2 separate regions of the Homo sapiens genome follow, and region 2 is linked to region 1. A link is a loop called in an ENCODE intact Hi-C map of the cell type or tissue named here. Cell type or tissue: adrenal gland. All regions are shown on one strand. Links, peaks and the distances in the headings refer to the core of each region. The heading gives the core; the rest is flanking DNA.

Region 1 (10,369 bases), core at 1,085-9,084:
TGGTTTATTTTTGGATGCGAGTTTTCTCCACTGCACTGGGTCAGGGATGCAGTGCTGTGTTGATGCTGGACACGAGGGAGGTGGCAGGAGACACTGATGTGGCCGAGTGGCCGTGGTTGAAGAAGGGATGGCAGTCGGTGCCCCTCACCCCTGCTTAGCGGCCAGCGGATTTCTTGAGCTACCGACTCTCCTTACTGCCCAAACATCCAGAAACACCCACGCATGGCTAACCTAGTTTCTCTAAACCAGACCCATATTAAAATTTAACTTCCTTCCTGGGCGTTTTGGGGGAGGAATCTCCTCATGTGCCCTGGGAGAGGGATCTGTGAGACGTAGTCCCCCACCCCCCACCGCAGCTCATCTCTCTTCCAGCACAGGGACTGGGCGCCGTGCCGCTTTGGGGGCACCCCCTAGTTCCAGACAGTACCTCACGCCTCAACACTGGGGCCCCTCCCAGGCTCCACTGTCCTGGGATCCCCCACTGAGGCCCAGCTCCTGGGACCACCCACCAGCAGGGCCTTCTGGAGAAACGGACAGCAATGGCCTGGAGTATAGGCTGCTGGGCCCTGCCTGCGAGGCTCCTCAGCATGGGCTGGAGACTCAGGGTGACGCACACACCCCAGCCAGGAGGGATACCTGAGGCAGCTCCACCCAACGCCTCTGTGTAGGGGAACAAGCAGCAGCGCTGACCACTGAGCCGGCCTCAAGTCCTCCACCCGCCACGGCCAGGTTCTGGCCATGGGGACCGCCCCCTCCACGCCCCTCCACAGCCATGAGAGCCACGGGAACAGCCCCCTGACAGCGAGAATGCCACAACCGCGACGGCCAGGGCTGGGGTCACACTGGGCTGTCCCTGTCACAGCCCGTCCATCCGTCTTTCCACTGCGGCTGCCAACGGGACGGACAGGGGGACTTCCGCAGAGGACCACCATGCGGGGGCGACGCATCCACAGGAGAGGAAACCGGAGCCCGAAGCCTCTCCTCTGCCCACGCCCCGCCGCACACCGGCCCACACCTGGATGAGCCACCAGCACGGGGACATTCTCCTTCTTCTGGAAACCCTCTCAGCATCCACAGGAAGAGGGGGCTGAAACGTCCGTGCCTGCATTTTGTTTTGTTTTGAGACAGAGTCTCGCTCTGTCGCCCAGGCTGGAGTGTAGTGGTGCGATCTCGGCTCACCGCAGCCTCCGCCTCCCGGGTTCAAGTGATTGTCCTACCTCGGCCTCCCAGGTAGCTGTGATTAGAGGCATGTGCCACCATGCCCGGTTAATTTTTGATATTTCTGGTAGAGACAAGGTTTTGCCACGTTGGCCAGGCTGGTCTCAAACTCCCGACTTCAAGTGATCCACCCACCTTAGCCTCCCAAAGTGCTGGGATTATAGGTGTCAACCACCACGCCCTGACTACTATTAGATTTTCCAGCCCACAAGAAAGCAAAACCACATGCGTGTACACAGACACACACACGGAGACCCCAGGCGCAGGCACACGGGGGACACGGCAGCGTGTCAGAGCCGGGTGTGAGATCCAGCACGGCAAACATCCCGAGGGGACACTGCCCAGAGGCCCCGCCTGAGGCCAGCCTGCTCGCGCCACACTGCCTGCCTTTCTCGACGAGGGCTGGAGGCTGCCCGAGAGGCAGCATCCTGAAGACACAGGCCTCAGCTCTCCCCTGCCAGAAAGCGGCAGGACGTGTGGGCCATCTCAGGGGACTGCGTGCAGAAGCCGGGTAGGGAGGGGGAAGGGGCAGGCGCCATCCGGGGGACCTTCCCTGTGGACTGAGGGCGAGAAGGCCCCAGGTCCCGGATGTACCTATCTCCTAAGCAGGACGCCTTTTCTTCCTACACGCCCCTGTGCTGACGCAGACATTCGGCTGTGGTAGGGTCAGGACTGGCACCAGGGAGGGCAGGGAAGCTCCGGACCCTACATGGGGCCCTGGACGTGGGTGGGGGTTTCTGCCTGCCTGGCTTCCCCCAGGTTATGCCCTTTACAACAGCAGGGAACAAACTCTCACTCCCCAGTTCCGAGAGTCCTGCAGGAGGACCGTGAACCCAAACGGGGTTGTGGGAGCCACAATGTGTAGCCAGGGATGTGGGGACCCAGGGTGGCACTAAAGGTGGGGCGGGTGCTGGGGGACCCACGGTGGCACTAAAGGTGGCACAGGTGCTGGGGGACTCAGGGTGGTACTAAAGGTGGGGCGGGTGCTGGGGGACCCAGGGTGGCACTAAAGGTGGGACGGGTGCTGGGGGACCCACGGTGGCACTAAAGGTGGCACAGGTGCTGGAGGACTCAGGGTGGCACTAAAGGTGGGACGGGTGCTGGGGGACCCACGGTGGCACTAAAGGTGGGGCGGGTGCTGGGGGACCCACGGTGGCACTAAAGGTGGCACGGGTGCTGGGGGACTCAGGGTGGCACTAAAGGTGGGACGGGTGCTGGGGGACCCACGGTGGCACTAAAGGTGGCACAGGTGCTGGGGGACTCAGGGTGGTACTAAAGGTGGGGCGGGTGCTGGGGGCCGAGCATTAAAGGTGGGGCGGGTGCTGGGGGCTCAGCCGCAGCCTGTAGGGTCTGTGCTACCCTGCGCAGGCAGGTGTCCGGGCAGGTAAGACACCCCGATGCCACGTCAGGAAAAAGACATCACACCCACCCTCTCTGTGAGCCCCAGAGCTCCAGCCCTTTCCCAGACAAGGGAGTGGGGACACTCACAGGCCACTGAGAGGGAGCTGCCAAAACCCTCGTTGAGGACAAGAGACTGGAGGCCACCAACCAAACCTGAAAAGCAAACGTCACCGACTTCACGAGGAAAACAAATCCATCCCTTCTCGCCATGAGGATGAAAATATCCTCTATTAGATGGCACAGACAGAGACACAGCCTCATGATGAGCTAAAGGCACTGAGCTGCATGAGTTACACAGCTAGCGGGTACAGCCCGAGTGTCACACCTCAGTTATTAATACAAAAACCAACTCGCACCCTGGGAGCAGATGGAGATGCAGACTGGGAAGCCACATGGGGAATTTGGGGAAGGGACGCTCAGGACCCAGAGCCAAAGCTCATACCCACACTCAATACCGGCTGCTGTGGCCCTGGACGGGGGTGGGGGGGACGGGGGGAGGGGGGACAGTGCCTGGACGGGGGATGGGGGACGGGGGGAGAGTGCCTGGACGGGGTAACGGAGGACAGTGCCTGGGAGAGCTGGGCTGCTGCGGCCCTGGATGGGGGGACAGGGGGACGGGGGACAGTGCCTGGGAGAGCTGAGCTGCTGCGGCCCTGGATGGGGGGACGAGGGGAGGGGGGACAGTGCCTGAGAGAGCTGAGCTGCTGCAGCCCTGGATGGGGGGACGAGGGGACGGGGGACAGTGCCTAGGAGAGCTGAGCTGCTGCGGCCCTGGACGGGGGGACGGGGGGACAGGGGGACGGGGGACAGTACCTGGGAGAGCTGAGCTGCTGCAGCCCTGGACGGGGGGACGGAGGGACAGGGGACAGTGCCTGGGAGAGCTGAGCTGCTGCGGCCCTGGACGGGGGGATGGGGAGATGGGGGGGACAGGGGAGATGGGGGGACAGGGGACAGTGCCTGGGAGAGCTGAGGCCCTCTAGACACCTAGCAGGAGCCGGGCAGCTCTCCTGCCCTGGTGCACCAACCCCACGGCCCCCACTGCTGAGCCCTGCAAGACGGCCCTGCCGGGCTCCTGTTCCCCTAACATACACACTCGCTGCCCAAAAAGGACGAAGCGAGGCCCAGCGGCCTCTGGGAACCACCGAGAAGGAAGCCGTGCTCTGGACAGACATCAGGGGCACAGGCTTTGGTGGGGGCAGTGGGAGTCCCAATCGCCCCTCAATTCCAGGCAGAGCAGGCAGGTGCCCCATGAGGCTGCGCTGTGCTTCCAACGCCTCCAGACCTGCTCGGGAGGGGCCCCTTACTCAGCCACCGATGTCCCTCAGGTGTCCCATTAGGATGTGGGCAGTGCCGTCGTCAGGACGCGTCCCAACACCCGGCTTCCGGACAAGACAAGCGCACACCTCCAACCCCTCCCTGCACACGGGGGAAGCACGTGGTGACATGAGGCTGGCTCTGCCGTGTGCCCCGCAGCTCCAGGGGGCCCTAAGCAGTGGCCGTGCCACACACACAGTGCCCGCCGAGCGCCCACCCCACATAAACGGCGCCCGCCTAGCTCCCACCCCACAAACACGGCGCCCGCCGAGCACATACCCCCCACACACGGCACCCACCGAGCACACACCCCAGTGTTTCCAGGGGAGATCTGGCAGCTGCTCAAATGCCGCCAGACGCCCTCAGAGGCCCCTCTGTGCCCACGTCTGCAGTCACCCGGGGTCCTGCGCACCCTCCAGTCTCTGCCTGTGTGGTGAGCTGTGAAAGTGGCCTAGCCTGTGGAGCGCGCCCCGGGCGAGGGGACATGGGGGACCTGCAGGGGCAAAGGCATCTGCTCGGCTCCCTCAGTGAGGACAAACATGAAGTGGAGAGAGAGGTGCCTGCGCTCACTGTCCCTCCTAACAGCAAACCCAAGGTCTCCCACAGGCCCGGCCACCCAAGCCGCTCGGGGCAGCCCCCTTCTCTCCCAGGCTGCTCTCTGCTCAGCACTTGGTTTGCACGAGCGCCTGGTGCATCCCGGGACATCTCTCCCCCGGCTCCACTTTCGTCTGTGGTGCCCACGTGACCTCCCGGGCACACACTGCTTCTCATCCTTGCGGGCCTCCAGGCTGGGCAAGGCACCCTCCTGGGCACAGGGCCACTGGCCTGCTCTCCGTGTAGGCTATCCCTCCTGACACGGTGGCCCTCGGGCCTGTGGGGCTGCCTGGAGGGAGGTGGGGCCTGCGTCCAGGTTGCTTTTCTTTCTAGCCGCCCCTGCCTTGCCCTCTCCACAGCCGGGGACCCCAGAGGCCCAATCCCGCCCACCAATCTCCGGGTGGCACCGTTTAAGCCACGCAGCATCAGGGCACGACCGTCGAAGGGGGGCGCCACCACCAGCCTTCCCTCTGCAGAATCCCCTCCTCCTCCCTCCTTCTCTCTTCCAGGTGAGCCATTGGCTTGGTCAGTTCCTTCTGCTGAGAAACCCTGAGTGATGTGTGATTAACTGAATTAACCCATCAACCGCCGCCTGGCCAGGTTCATCGAGGCTGAGCCCTAAATTCCGGAACGAGCCTCCTGGGGCTCTCTGGGGTGTCCTCCTGGCCCGGAGACAGAAGCTTCTGGACGGCTGTCTCACAGCCCCCACGGATGTGGGTATGACCCACGGCCCCGTGTCCCGATGCTGGAGTCTGTAACCGCCACCTCCTTAAACACTCTCCCATCCCCAACACTCAGTCTACCCAGATGGGACTGGACACACCCCACCCAGCCCCTCTGTGGAGGGTCAACACCAACCACTGAAAGGGCCAATGCCGCAGGGTAAGCGCCTGTGCCACAGCCACAGCTGCCGGGTCTGAGTACAGAGTGGCCTTGCCGGCTAGGATGCGTGGTCTTTTGTTTTTTGAGACAGGATCTAGCTCCATCACCCAGGCTGGAGTGCAGTGGCAGGATCTCGGCTCATTACAACCTCCGCCTCCCGAGTTCAAGCAATTTTCCCGCCTCATCCTCCCAGGTAGCTGGGACCACAGGCATGAGGCACCATGCCGTCTGATCTTGGCTCAGCTACATGCGTTCTGGCTTTTGCAGAACAAAAAGCACCAAATCCCCATCCCAGCTGCACCTGCACAGATGACAAGCCCCAACCCCCAGAACCTGTGACGTGAGCGCTGCCCTGCTGGGTCTACCCACTGCTGGGTCTAGGGCCCCACTGCTCCTGGCATCCCCCTGGAAGCCTCCTTGTGCGACCCCCGGCCCCTCGTCTGGGTGGTGACCATCACCTCTCAGGTCCTGGCTCCCGCAGGGCCTCTCGGCACCCCTGCCCCATGACCTGGAGGCAGGAGGATGAGAAAGGGGCAGGCCCTGCACTCAGGGACCCAACGCTGTCGGGAGCTGGGGTGAAGGCCAGCCCGGGCTGTGTGCCGACCCTGCTCCGCCCGGCCAACGAGCAGGCTGCCCCGCTGGCGTCTGTTCTGATACAGTGGTCTTGGCTGTTGTGGCCCAGGCAGGTTGGGGTTGCTACTTTCTCTCTGGCCCCCTGGATGAGCACTGGCCTCCCTGTGCCCGGCCTCAGGGCCGGCCGGGAGCAAACCCCACTGTGCCCTGCAGAGCTGAGCCACACAGATGCACACCCGGCTTTGCAGATGGAGCCCGGAGCCGAGCAGCAGCCTCCTCCGGTGACAGCAGTGGCACGGGGGTCCGCTGAGCACTCCCTGCACCCTCAGGGCTGGATCCCGCCTCCAAGCATCTCACGACAGCCCCTCTGAGGGGGTCGTGGGCGGACAGCAGAGGGAGGGCCCAGCCACACCCACCCTAAGCCTGACATGGACGGAGAAGCCCCTGACCTGGGCGCTGCCCCCGACTCGCGGAGCCTCGCCCAGGCACACGCCCACCCCGCGGAGCCTCACCCTGGCACACGCCCACCCCGCGGAGCCTCGCCTCAGCCTGAGCCTCAGTGGGGGGCGCTGACCCACAGCCGGTGAAGGGCAGCCCAGTGGAAAACGGGAGCACTGCTTGCACACCTGCCGCCCACGGTGGCCGCTAGCCCACATCCCCCACCTCAGGAGTGGCCCCGAGAGTCACCGCCTGCGCCTGAGGCCCTCGCAGCAGCAGCAGCAGCAGCAGGAGGGCAGTCAGAGGACAGGCAGGGCCGCCACCCTGGGCTGTGTTCCGTGGGCACAGGGCGGGTGCCCAGCTCCCCCTGCCCCCACAAACAAGAGCCGCCACTCCAAGACTCAGCAGCTTCCGAGGGCGCAGATCACTCCCTGGAGGCGGTCACCACTCGGTCAGGGCCCAGCACCCGTCCATCACCAAGGAGGAAGAGCCCGGCCTCTTCTGGGGCTCTCCGAACCCCAGGGGGTGCCCAAGGGAAGCCAGACAAGGCCGGGGCCTGGAAGGAAGCGAGGACGTAAAGGCTGGGCACCCACAGTGCCCACGCAGGCCTGGGGGTTGGGGGCCTGCCCTGTTGCCTGAGGGCCACAGCGAAAAGCAACAACCCCAGGGAGGGACGAAGGGACGCTGATCCTCACCCAGCCTCCACCCAACCCACGCAGCCACGATTCCGTCCCAGGGGGCGAGTGCCGGCTCCGGGTCACACGCCAAGGATGGCTCCCGGGCGCCAACGAGGGGATTGCAGCCATCCCACAAGGGGCTGCTCTCTCCCCGTCAGCTCCCATCCCCTTCCCCAGCCCTAGCCTCAGGCTGCTACCTGCCCTGTTCTTTTCGGGGTCCTCCATCTGGTCTGGGCCCAGGGCCAGTTCCCTGGGGAGGGCCCCGGGAGCCCCCTTCTCTGACTGTCTCCACTGAGTGATGTCACAGTCCCTGGGCTGACATCACCACACAGCCCTCAGCCCAGAGCCCAGGGCAAAGCTGAAGGGAGGCCAGGGACCTCACTGGGCTGGGCAGGTGCAGGCCACCGCCGTCCCAGTGCCCTCAGAGGCACCTAGACTCATGTGGACCCGGCCGCAGACCGTTCTGGGCAGCTCTGTCCAGGCCGGCCCTGCCCTCTGACCTGGGGCCGCAGGGGCTGGCCACTGTGGGCTCGGTTCCCTGCCACCCCAATTCATCTGCACCCCAAGGAAAGAAAATGAGGGGTTGCAGCGCCCCAGGACCCAAGAGCCCCCGAACACCAGGGCAGCACATACTTCCAGTGCCAGGGCCACAGCAGAGCGGGGCCAGGCCCAGCCCAGTGACGCAGGGCAGACGGAAGGGCGCCCTCCACAATGGAGGGGCGCAGGAGCTGCCGCGGCCAGGACAAACCAACCTCAGGCTGACCTAGGCCGGTAATGGGTTTAACGCATCAGGTGCAAAAGAGAAACACCCCACAAATCAGGGAGAGGAGGGAAGCCGCCCACCCCATGGGAGGAAGCTGAGGAGTGAACGCCAGGGATGGGCAGGGCCGGTCCTCGGAGCACTGCAGACACCAGACCAAGGGCGACTGTCATCACCACGAGAAGGCCCCGTCCATGGCAGAAGCCAACCTCACCGCGCCGACTGCACCGGAGACGCCCACGAGGACAGCCGGCCTCTGAGAACGCAGCTGAGCCGTCACAGGTCGCCATCAGCAAAGGCAAGAGTCCAGGTAAAGAACACAGGAGGGCCACAGGTGATCGCGGTACAGCGGCCAGGACCGGACCCTGATGCGGGGGGAGGGGGCAAGGCTGCACAATGGCAGCTGGGACCAGACCCTGTTGGGGGGATGTGGGGGACGGCGAGGCTGTGCAGGGACCCCGTCCCACAGGTCAGCCTCGCCCTGGTGATGGCACAGACCACAGGTGAGGGCCACGGGCAGAGCTGACCAGGGAAAAGCTGGCACTCACCCAGCACCGGACACATAAGGCAAACACCACCGGCAGCCTTGGCGGAGGGCACTGTCCCTGCAACTAGTCCACATAGGGGCAATTTTCCCAAAATTCAGATTATGCAAACGGAGGCAAGGCTGCCATGGACTCCAGAGCCTCAGACGCCATCAACAAAAGCAAAGTGGACACATCTGCATCAAATCCATCACAAAGACGGCCTTCCAGACTCCGGGGGAAGTGAGAACACCCCCACCCAGGCCCCCATGGCGCACAGGCCCCCACAGCAACCCTGCGCCACCTCAGCAGCCTCAGCTCTGCTTCCTGCTCCGTGGCCCGGGGGCAGAGCTGACCTGGTCTTGCCAGGGGGGCAGGGGTCCCCGGTCCCAAGTGGTGCCACAGACAGCGGGGGGAACGTGCAGGCAGAGTCAGGCACCCCACCAGGAAAGAAAGCTCCCACGGCAGGTCCCGGGGGCGAGTGGGACCCGGGGTGGCTCCCATCGGAATCCTGCTACATCTGAGAGGACACGGGTCCTTCCAGAAGCGTAACCATGAACGGCCGTGGAAAACCTGGGTGGGCTGCGTTTCTACATTTCCTTTGTTTTTTTTTTCAGACGGAGTCTCGCTCTGCCACCCAGACTGGAGTGCCTTTTCCCCTCATCGTGTGGGAGCCGCCGGGCGACATCCCGCCCCGGTTTCCCTCCACTCGAAGGCAGTCACCTCGGTTGCCAGCTCCTGCCTCTGTGATGATCCCCACGAGGGCTGCAGAGTGAAGGGCACAGCAGGGTTCGGCCTAACTCCCCGGGGAGCCCTAGGCGAGAGGGCTTGGTCCTGGGGAGCTGCCCAGGTCTTCTATATCCCCTGGCCTCCATCCAGTCCCGCACGACTCAGCTCCTGGCCCTGTGCACCGGGCGACGCCTGCTAGGCGCATGACCCTCAGAGTCAGGCCTGTACTCACCTCAGCATCTATCAAGGGCCTTCAAGGATCGGGTTTTTTTAATCATCGTCAAATATATCGTTACTAAAAAGATACGTACACTTTGGGAGGCCGAGGTGGGAAGATCACTTGAGGTCAGGAGTTTGAGACCATCCTGGACAACATGGTGTAACCCCGGTCTCTTCTAAAAATACAAAAATTATCCGGGCATGGTGGCGGACGCCTGTAATCCCAGCTACTCGGGAGGCTGAGGCAGGAGAATCACTTGAACCCGGGAAGTGGAGGCTGCAGTAAGCCAAGATGGCACCACTGCACTCCAGCCTGAGCGACAGAGCAAGACTCTGTCTCAAGAAAAAAAAAAAAAGTTGAGCACGTGGAAGCATCCCGCCCTCCGCCACTCGGGCATCATCAGTGCTCACAGGCCGCAGATGACACACGCTATCGGCGCACTAGCTTCTGCCCCCTGGGCCCTCGTCCAGCCCTGCACCCACTGCCCACTGAGGGGCCAAGGTGTGCTTGCTGTCCTGCAGTGACCATCACGACCCCTTTCACACAGAAGGGTTGGGCTATCCCCGAAAAAGACATGCCAAGTCCTAGCCCCCAGTAAACAGGAACACGGCCTTATGTGGAAATGAGGATGGCCCCAATCTCACCACTTCTCAGCTTAAGGTCCTGTTTCATGATGTTGAGTCAGAAAACAGCAGAGAATGGCCGGGCCCGGTGGCTCTCGCCTGTAATCCCAGCACTTTGGAAGGCCGAGGCGGGTGGATCACGAGGTCAGGAGATCGAGACCATCTTCGCTAACACGGTGAAACCCCGTCTCTACTAAAAATACAAAAAATTAGCCAGCTGTGGTGGCGGGCGCCTGTGGTCCCAGCTGCTCGGGAGGCTGAGGCAAGAGAATGGTGTGAACCCGGGAGGCGGAGCGTGCAGTGAACGGAGATCACACCACTGCACTCCAGCCTGGGCGACACAGTGAGACTCTGTCTCCAAAAAAAAACAGCAGAGAAGAGGAAGGTGGGGAGGGGTGGACTCTCACCGCTTCCTC
Region 2 (10,369 bases), core at 806-8,805, 47 kb before region 1:
GGGCGTGGTGGCGAGCGCCTGTAACCCCAGCTACTGGGGAGGCTGAGGCAGGATAATCGTTTGAACCTGGGAGGCGGAGGTTGCAGTGAGCCAGGATTGTGCCACTGCACTTCAGCCTGGGTGACAAAGCGAGACTCTGTCTTGGAAAAAAAAAAAAAAGAACAGTGTGTTCTGGGGTCTCACATTTCATTGACTGCTTTGTGAGTCCTTGTTCCCATAACACATTGTTTGATGATTGCTGCTTTGTGGTATGTTTTGAGAACTGCTCACCAAATTCTTCCCAACTTTATTCTTTGTGAAGACTTTTCAGGCTGAGTGCAGTGGCTCACATCTGTAATCCCAGCACTTTGGGAGGCTGAGGTGGGAGGATCACTTGACCCCAGGAGTTCGAGACCAGTCTGGCCAATATAGCGAGACCTCATTACTTGGACATGGTGGTGTGTGCCTGTGGTCCCTGCTACTCAGGAGGCTCGGGTAGGAGGATCACCTGAGCCTGGGAGGTTGCCGCTGCAGTGAGCCATGATCCTACCACTGCACTCCATCCTGGGCGATAGAGTGAGACTCTGTCCCTAAAAAAAAAAAAAAAAAAAGCTGGGCACAGTGGCTCACGCCTGTAATCCCAGCATTTTGGGAGGCCAAGGCGGGCAGATCACCTGAGGTCAGGAGTTCGAGATCAACTTGGCCAACATAGTGAAACTCTGTCTGTATTAAAAATACAAAAAGTACCCAGGCATGGTGGCTTGCACCTGCTGCTTGAGAGGCTGAGGCAGGAGAACCGCTTAAACCTGGGTGGCAGAGGTTGTGGTGATCTGAGATCGCACGACTGGGCTCCAGCTTGGGCAACACAGCGAGACTCCACCTAGAAAAAAAAAAAAAGAGTGGGCGCAGTGGCTCACCCCTGTAATCCCAGCACTTTGGGAGGCTGAGGCAGGCGGATCACCTGAGGTCAGGAGTTTGAGAGCAGCCTGGCAAACATAGTGAAACCTTGTCTCTACTAAAAATACAAAATTAGCCAGGCGTGGTGGCAGGTGCCTGTAATCCCAGCTACTCGGGAGGTTGAGGCAGGAGAATTGCTTGAACCTGGGAGGTGGAGGTTGCAGTGAGCTGAGATCGTGCTGCTGCACTCCAGCCTGGGCAAAAAGAGTAAAATTCTGTCTCAAAAAAAAAAAAAGACTTTCTCAGCTGGTCTGACACATTTATTACTCTTCTAGAATCAGTCACCCACATCCACCCATCTGTCCACCCTACAGATACTCACTGAAATACAGTCCTGGCTACAGGAGGTGCATATGACAGAAAAACATCTCCTTCCTTATGGAACTTATATTCTGTGTTTTGTTTTATTATTTTTTGAGACAGAGTCTCGCTCTGTTGCCCAGGCTGAAGTGCAGTGGCATGATCTTGGCTCGCTGCAAAGCTCTGCCTCCTGGGTTCCCGGCAGTTCTCTTGCCTCAGCCTCCCGAGTGGCTGGGATTACAGGTGTGCACCACCACACCCGGCTAATTTTTGTATTTTTAGAGACGGGGTTTCGCCATTTTGGCCGGGCTGGTCTCAAACTCCTGACCTCAGGCTATCCCCGGCCTCCCAAAGTACTGGGATTACAGGTGTGAGCTACCGTCCCTGGCCTAAGGCGGGAAGATCTTTTGAAGCCAAGAGTTTGGTACCAGTGTGGGCAACATAGTGAGACCTTGACTGTGTGTAAAACAAAACCAAAACAGATAAAAGACACAGGTGCCAGCAAATTCATGTGAAGGGTCAGATAGTAAATATTTTTGGCAGGCCATACTGTCTCAGTTGCAGCTACTTAATTCTGCCGTAGCAGCACAAAAAGCCATAAATCAACAACATGTAACTGAGCAAGAAGAGCTGTGTTCTAATAAAACTTTATTGGCCAGGTGCAGTGGATTACACCTGTAATCCTGGCACTTTCGGAGGCCGAGGCAGGAGTATCACCTCAGGTCAGGAGTTCAAGACCAGCCTGGCCAACATGGTGATACTCCGTCTCTACTAAAAATACAAAAAGTGGCTGGGCGCAGTGGCTCACGCCTGTAATCCCAGCACTTTGGGAGGCCGAGGCAGGTGGATCATGAGGTCAGGAGTTCAAGACCAGCCTGGCCAAGATGGTGAAACCCCATCTCTACTAAATATACAAAAATTAGCCGGGCGTGGTGGCGAGCGCCTGTAATCCCAGCTGCTTGGGAGGCTGAGGCAGGAGAATTGCTTGAACCTGGGCAGCAGAGGTTGCAGCGAGCCGAGATCGCGTCACTGCACTCCAGCCTGGGCGATAGAGTGAGACCGTCTCAAAAAAATAAAAAATAAAAAAATTAGCTGGGCATGGTGGTGAGCACCTGTAATCCCAGCTACGTAGGAGGCTGAGGCAGGAGAATCGCTTGAATCTGGGAGGAGGAGGTTGCAGTGAGCTGAGGTAGTGCCAGTGCAGGCCAGCCTGGTCAACAAGAGTGAAACTCCGTCTCAGAAAAAAAAAAAACTTAATTTACAAAAACAAGTGGTGGGCCAGATTCACTCTAAGGGCCATAGTTTGCCAGCCCTGGGCTAACGGTGCCTGATGATCTTGAGAATCAGTTTGTCAAGTGATAAAGGAATTTACTGAGGAGATTGGTCTTTCTAAGGACATAAAGTTGGGTGATTTTTCTTTTCTTTTTTTTTTTTTTTGAGACGGAGTCTCGCTCTGTCGCCCAGGCTGGAGTGCAGTGGCACAGTGTCAGCTCACTGCAAGCTCCGCTTCCTGGGTTCAAGTGATTCTCCTGCCTCAGCCTCCCGAGTAGCTGGCATGTTTACTTTTATCTGGTTTGAACTGTTTCTTCCTGAAGCCTTATTAGGTTTAACAGTTTTTCTGTGGTCTTGTGCTCTGCAGTAGAGTATCCTGTAGTAAGCGGGATGGTTTGGATGTGTGCTGTCCAATACTAGGCACTCATGTGCCAGTACGGACTACAGATGTGGACAGTGTGACCGAGGAGTTGAATGTTGAATTCAGCTGAATTTGGATATAGATTTAAATAGCCATGTGTGTCTAGTATTGACCCCTTGGACTCTTAGACTTTTTAAAAATTAAATTTTTTTTTTTTTTTTTAGAGACAGGGTCTCACTCTGTCACCCACACTGGAGTTCAGTGGCTCGATCATAGCTCACTGCAGCCTCCAGCTTCTGGGCTCAAACAGTCCTCCCACCTTAGCCTCCCAAGTAGCTGGGACTATAGACATGCACCACTATGCTCGGCTGATTTTTTTCTGTTTAGTAGAGATGGGGTCTGCTGTGTTGCTCAGGCTGGTCTTGAACTTGTGGGTTCAGGTGATCCTCCCAACTTGGCCTCCCAAAGCACTGGGATTACAGGTGTGAGCCACTGCTTTGGCTAAAAAATAATTTTTTTTTTTTTTTTTGAGACGGAGTTTTGCTCTTGTTCCCAGGCTGGAGCGCGATGGTGTGATCTTGGTTCACTGCAACCTCTGCCTCCCAGGTTCAAGCGATTCTCCTGTCTCAGCCTCCTTAGTAGCTGGGATTACAGGCTCCGGCCACTGCACCTGACTACGTTTTGTATTTTTAGGAGAGATGGCGTTTCATCCTATTGGTCAGGCTGGTCTCGAACTCCTGACCTCAGGTGATCCACCCGCCTCGGCCTCCCAAAGTGCTGGGATGACAGACATGAGCCACTGCGCCTGGCTAAAAAATAATTTTAAAAATTAGCCAGGCATGGTGGTGCACGCCCTAGTCCCGGATACTCAGGAGGCTGAGGTGAGAGGATCACTTGAGCCCAGGAAGTCAAGGCTGCAGTGAGCTGTGATCATAGCACTGCACTCCAGCCTGGGTGACAGAGTGAGACCCTGCCTCAAAAAAGAAAATGTTAAACGTCAGGGTCATTCCACTCCGAGGCATTTATCCAGGAGAAGGAGAATCTGTGTCCTCACACAGCCTCGTGCGTGAATGCCCAGAGCAGCATGATTCACAGTAGCTCAAAACCGGAAAACCCGCAGACCAGCCAGTGAGTGCAGAAACAAACCGCGGTTCACAGATTCCATGGAATTTGGCAGTCAAAAGAATTCCTGGCTGGGCGCAGTGGCTCACGCCTGTAATCCCAGCACTTTGGGAGGCCGAGACAGGCAGATCACGAGGTCAGGAGATTGAGACCATCCTGACTAACACGGTGAAACCCCGTCTCTACTAAAAATACAAAAAAATTAGCCGGGCGTGGTGGTGGGCGCCTGTAGTCCCAGCTACTCGGGAGGCTGAGGCAGGAGAATCGCTTGAACTTGGGAGACGGGTTGCAGTGAACCGAGATGGCACCACTGCACTCCAGCCTGGGTGACAGAGCAAGACTCCATCTAAAAAAAAATAATAATTTTTTTTTTGTAGAGATGGGGTCTTTCTATGTTGCCGAGGCTGGTCTCAAACTCCTGGGCTCAAGTGATCCTCCTGCCTTGGCCTCTCGAAGTCCTGGGATTACAGGCATGAGCCACTGCTCCTGGCCTGATTTTATTTTCGACTCAGGGGGTATATATGAAGGTTTGTTATGTGAACCCTGAATATCTGAGACAGGTCTCAGTCAATTTAGAAAGTTTATTTTGCCTGGCCGGGGGCGGTGGCTCACGCCTGTAATCCCAGCACTTCGGGAGGCCGAGGCGGGCGAATCACCTGAGGTCAGGAGTTGGAGACCAGCCTGAACAACATGGAGAAACCCCGTCTCTACTAAAAATGCAGAATTAGCTGGGCGTGGTGATGCATGCCTGTAATCCCAGCTACTCGGGAGGCTGAAGCAGGAGAATTGCTTGCACCCGGGAGGCAGATTTTGTGATTTTGTGGTGAGCTGAGATCATGCCATTGCACTCCAGCCTAGGCAACACTAGTGAAACTCCATCTCAAAAAAAAAAAAAAAAAAGTTTGTTTTGCCAACATTAAGGATGTGTGCCTGTGACACAGCCTCAGGAGGTCCTGACGGTATGTTCCCAGGGTGGGTGGGGCACAGGTTGGTTTTATACATGTTAGGGGACATGAGACATCAATCAATATATGTAAAATGAACATTGGTTCAGTCCAGAAAGGGGGGAAACTCTTAGCTGGGAGGGGCTTCCAGGTCATAGGTAAGAAACAGACCATTGCATTGAGTTTCTGATGAGCCTTTCCAAAGGCAGCAATCAGATACGCATTTATCTCGGTGAGCGGAGGGATGGCTGAGTTCTCTCTGTCCTTTGTCTGCAAGGAATTTCCTTGTGGACAGATTGGGAGGGAGGTATGTAGCTTTTTTATCTTGGTAGCTGTCTTTTTAAGGAATAGAACAGAAGGCTGGTTTGCCCTAAGCGGTTCCAGCTTGATTTTTCCCTTTGGAGTAGTGATTTTGGGGTCCAGAGATTCCTTTTTCTTTTCTTTTCTTTTCTTTCTCTTTTTTTTTTTTTTCTTTGACGGAGTTTCGTTTTTGTTGCCCAGGCTGGAGTGCAATGGCGTGATCTCGGCTCATCACAACCTCCGCCTCCCGGGTTCAAGCGATTCTTCTCCTGCCTCAGCCTCCCGAATAGCTGGGATTACAGGCATGCATCACCACACCCGGCTAATTTTGTATTTTTAGTAGAGACGGGATTTCTCCATGTTGGTTAGGCTGGTCTTGAACTCCCAACCTCATGTGATCACCTGCCTTGGCCTCCCATAGTGCTGGGATTACAGGCGTGAGCCACCGCACCTGGCCTTTTTTGTTTGTTTGAGACGGAGTCTTGCCCTGTCGCCCAGGCTCGAGTGCAGTGATGCAATCTTGGCTCACTGCGACCTCCACCTCCTGGGTTCAAGCAAGTCTCTTGCTTCAGCCTCCCGAGTAGCTGGGATTACAGGTGCACGCCACCATGCCTGGCTAATTTTTGTACTTTTTTAGCAGAGACGGGGTTTCACCATGTTGGCCAGGCTGGTCTTGAACTCCCGACCTTGTGATCTGCCTGCCTCGGCCTCCCAAAGTGCTGGGATTACAGGGGTGAGCCACTGCACCCAGCCTGTGTGCGGCTAAGTTTTAAACTTTTCGTAGAAAAGTAGGCAAGGCGGAGTCTTGCTACATTGCTCAGGCTGATCTTCAGCTCTTGGGCTAAAACGATCCTCCTGCCTTGGCCTCCCAAAGTGGCGTCTTTCTTTTGATGTTGACGTAGCCACTCCAGCTCTCATGGTTTCTGTTTGGATATAAAGGAAAATCTGTTTTTACTCCTCATAGGAGTTCTGGCACTGTGTGTGGGTTTTCCACAGCAAGTGATTCCTCATCTTGTAGATACAAACTGGGCATACTACAATTTTTTTTTCTTTTTTTTTTTTTTTTTTGAGACGGAGTCTCACTCTGTCGCCCAGGCTGGAGTGCCGTGGCGCAATCTCAGCTCACTGCAAGCTCCGCCTCCTGGGTTCACACCATTCTCTTGCCTCAGCCTCCCGAGTAGCTGGGACTACAGGCGCCCACCACCACGCCTGGCTAATTTGTTTTTGGTATCTTTAGTAGAGACGGGGTTTCACCGTGTTAGCCAGGATGGTCTCGATCTCCTGACCTCATGATCCACCCGCCTCGGCCTCCTAAAGTGCTGGGATTACAGGCATGAGCCCCTGTGCCCGGCGGCATCCTACAATTTAACTCAACCCTCACACCCACCATCCAGAGTGAGCACAGACCCCACAGGTGGTCAGCTGAGCCCCGTGCCACCCACGTCAGATGCCTGTTGCAGGGGCGAGTCCCCAGGTGACCCACACTTCTCTCTGACTAAAATCAGGAGTCCCACATCTCCGTCCTTGAGCTTGATAATTAGCCATAACAGCTTACAGAACTTCGAGAAATACAGTTATCAGTTTGCCTGTAATCACAGCGCTTTGGGCAGCTGAACTGGGAGGATCGCTTGAGCCCAGGGGTTTGAGACCAGCCTGGGCAACATAGCGAGACCCCGTCTGTACAAAACATTTAACAGTTAGCTGGGCATTGTGGCTTGTGTGTGTGTTCCCAGCTACCGGGAGGCTGAGGTGGGATCATTGCTTGAGTCCAGGAGGTTGAGGCTGCAGTGAGCTATGATCGTGCCACTGCACTTCAGCCTGGGTGACAGAGTGAGACCACACCTGTAAAAACTAAAAATAAAAATGAAATAAAAATAAATGAAAGATTTAATAAAGGACATCTCTTCCAGGCGTGGGGGCTCACACCTGTAATCCCAGCACTTTGGGAGACGGAGGCGGGCGGATCATCTGACGTCAGGAGTTCGAGGCCACCCTGGCCAACATGGTGAAACCCCATCTCTACTAAAAAAATACACAAATTAGCCAGGCATGGTGGTGCTATGCTTGTAGTCCCAGCTACTCGGGAGGCTGAAGTAGGAGGCTCACTGGAACTCGGGAGGCGGAGGTTGCAGTGAGCCAAGATTGCGCCACTGCACTCCAGCCTGGGCGGCAGAGCGAGACTCCGTCTCAAAACACAAAAACAGCAAGGACATCTTGCAGCCAGATGAAGAGGTTCACATGTCCAGAGGGTATCGGAGCACCTGCACCTGTGTCCTGTGGGCTCGGGACGGCCACCCTCGTGGCACGTGGATAAAGTCACCAGCTTGGAGGTTCAGCCCTGTGGTTTAAGGCTCTTCATGGACGTTGCATTGCGTAGATTACATCACGGAATCATTGGCCCTTTGTGCACCACACAATTCTTTCGGTCTTTAACCTGTTTTCTTTTCTTTTTGAGATGGAGTCTCAGGCTTGTAGCCCAGGGTGCAGTGCAGTGGTACGATCTCAGCTCACTGCGACCTCCGCCTCCAGGGTTCAAGCAATTCTCCTGCCTCAGCCTCCTGAGTATCTGGGATTACAGGTGCCACCACGCCCGGCTAATATTTTGTATTTTTAGTAGAGACGGGGTTTCACCGTGTTAGCCAGGATGGTCTTGATCTCCTGACCTCGTGATCCACTGCCTCGGCCCCCCAAAGTGCTGGGATTACAGGTGTGAGCCACCGTGCCCGGTGCCTCCTGGGTTCTAAGTGATTCTCCTGCCTCAGCCTCCTGAGTAGCTGGGACTACAGGTGTCCACCACCACACCTGGCTAATTTTTGTATTTTTCATAGAGACAGGGTTTCACCATGTTGGCCAGGCTGGTCTCGAACTCCTGATCTTAGGTGAGCCGCCCGCCTCAGCCTCCCAAAGTGCTGGGAGTACAGGCGTGAGCCACTGTGCCCGTCCCCCATCCTTTCTGTCTCTGAATCTGAGGACTCTGGGGACCTCCTAGGAGTGGATCACACAGGATTTGTCCTTCTGTGCCTGGCGTCTGTCATAGAGCACGACGTCTTCAAGGCGCATCTGCACCGGGTCCTGCATCAGAGCCTCGTTCCTGTTTGTGGCTGGGTCGTGTTCCAGTGCGTGGGTGGTCGCACCGTGTCTGTCAATGGACGCTGGTTGTTTCCCCCGTTCGGAGTTGGGAATCGTGCTGCTGTGAGCAATTGTGGATGTGTTTTTGTGTGGCCGTGTGTTCTCGATTTGTTTGGAAGGGGAAGGGGTTACAGATACATGAAGGGGGGAACAGCCGGGAGTGGGGCTGGGGACTCACGGTGGGCAGAGGAGGCAGTAGCGGTGCCCAGGGGTCGAATCCTGAAGGCCCATGCAGGTGTCTCCAGGGAGGGGCTCGGTGTTGGAGGAGCCCCTGCCTTGGGGACCGGCAGAGCTGCCTGGGGACCCGCCCATGTCAGAGGTGCTCCCTGATTCCAAACTGCATGGACGGCCCACGCCGGGCCCACTTGAGTGCCTCCTGCTTTCTGCTTTTGAACCCTCCTCAAAGGTTTTCCCCACAGGAGACCAAGATACATTTTTAAATCAAGAAAGAGAAGTCCCACGCACAGGTACTCTATTTCTGGAACATCGTGTGGGAGGGGAGCGTTTGTCCTGGGGCACCAGCTGTGGGTGATGGCGCAGGGCCCTGAGGCCTGGGCCCTTGAGGACGCGGCCAGGAGGGCAGACGGGCGGGCGGCAGTCCCAATGCCCACACACTGGGGGGGTCAAACTCAGTGGGTTCATCCTCTGCCAGTCCCGGAGCCCAGGACCATGGATCAAGGCGTCCGAGGGCGGCGCTCCCTCTGGAGGCTCAAGGGAGGATCCTCCTGCCCCACCCAGCTTCTGGGGACTCCAGACGTCCTTGGCCTGTGGCCGCATCGCTCCAGTCCCTGCTTCATGCGGCCGCCCACTCTGTTTCTTTTTTCTTTTTCTTTTTTTTTTTTTTTTTGAGGTGGAGTCTTTAGTCTTGCTCTGTCACCCAAGCAGGAGTGCAATGGCGTGATCTTGGCTCACTGAAACCTCCGCCTCCCGGGTTCAAGCAATTCTCCTGCCTCAGCCTCCTGAGTAGCTGGGATTACAGGCACCCACCACCACGCCCAGCTAATTTTTGTATTTTTAGTAGAGACGGGGTTTCACCATGTTGGCCAGGCTGGTCTCCCAACTCCTGACCCCAGGTGATTTGCCTGCCTTGGCCTCCCAAAGTGGTGGGATTACAGGCGTGAGCCACTGCACCTGGCCTTTTTTTTTTTTTGAGACAGAGTCTTGCTCTGTTGCCCAGGCTGGAGTGCAGTGGCGCAGTCCTGGCTCTCTGAAGCCTTGACCTCCTGGGCTTAAGCAGTCCTCCTGCCTCAGCCTCCTGAGTCGCTAGGATTGCACTTGCTCACCACGATGCCTGGCTAATTTTCAATGTTTTTGTAGAGATGGGGTCTCACTATGTTGCCCAGGCTGGTCTCAAACTCCTGGGCTCAAGCGATCCTCCCGCCTTGGTCTCCCACATGCTGGGATGACGGGTGTGGGCCACCGTGCCCGGCCTGTTTCTCCTCCTTCCAAAAACACCAGCCACTGTTTAGGGCCAGCCTTCCCCGGCGCCTTCGTCCTGACTCACGGAGTTAGCACCGGCCTGTTTCCGCCGGGCCTCGCATTCCGAGGTTCGGGGCGGATGTGGAAGCTGTGGTCGGGGCCCATGTGGAAGCCACTGCGTTGGTTTCTGACCTGACTCTGGGGTGCAGTCAAGCCCTGGGCTGGACCGGGTGGGCTGAGGGCCTGCGGGGTTTAGGGGGGCGCGTGTGGTGGGAGGAGAGCGAGGAGCTTCTCCTCGGAAGACGGGGGCTTTCCCGGGAGCTGTGTGGAGGTCGCCCAGCCAGTCCTGGAGGTTCAGCTGTGCAGGAGTGAGAAGCAGGTCCCATCCGTGCGGAACCACCTGTAGCTCCGGAGCTTTCCGGGCGTGGGGAGGCTGTTGAGAGCCGGCACTTGCTGTGGTGGGAGACTTGGAAGGGGACAGGTGGGGAAGAGGTGACGCAGGGACCGCAACGTCCTGGGGCAGGTGCTCCGCCGCGCGCAGGCCGAGCGTCTGTGATCCCACTTCGCGAGCGTCTGTGAACCCGCC

What was found. Peaks named below come from ENCODE experiments on the same cell type or tissue, not always from the same donor. Only the 100,000 strongest peaks of a DNase experiment are listed, where the experiment ranks them.
Region 2: it touches region 1 in a loop (2.1-fold over the local background); 52 of 110 quality-filtered maps call a loop at or near these places.

The regions. Positions count from the first base shown.
Region 1 is chr19:1,951,641-1,962,009 of GRCh38, reverse strand. The region is part of intron 1 of CSNK1G2 (casein kinase 1 gamma 2); the gene reads right to left. CSNK1G2-AS1 (CSNK1G2 antisense RNA 1) reads left to right here and starts at 7,461. Exons shown (of 3, transcript NR_033400.1): 1 at 7,461-8,167; 2 at 8,504-8,624; 3 at 8,999-9,483. RefSeq lists an enhancer at 6,129-7,080. In adrenal gland, for the core only: no CTCF peak of the experiment used is centred there; a DNase peak (open chromatin) is centred at 4,678; H3K27ac peaks cover 478 bases.
Region 2 is chr19:1,998,811-2,009,179 of GRCh38, reverse strand. The region is part of intron 1 of BTBD2 (BTB domain containing 2); the gene reads left to right. Among named protein-coding and RNA genes, the nearest start is that of BTBD2, 12 kb to the left of the region's middle. In adrenal gland, for the core only: no CTCF peak of the experiment used is centred there; no DNase peak of the experiment used is centred there.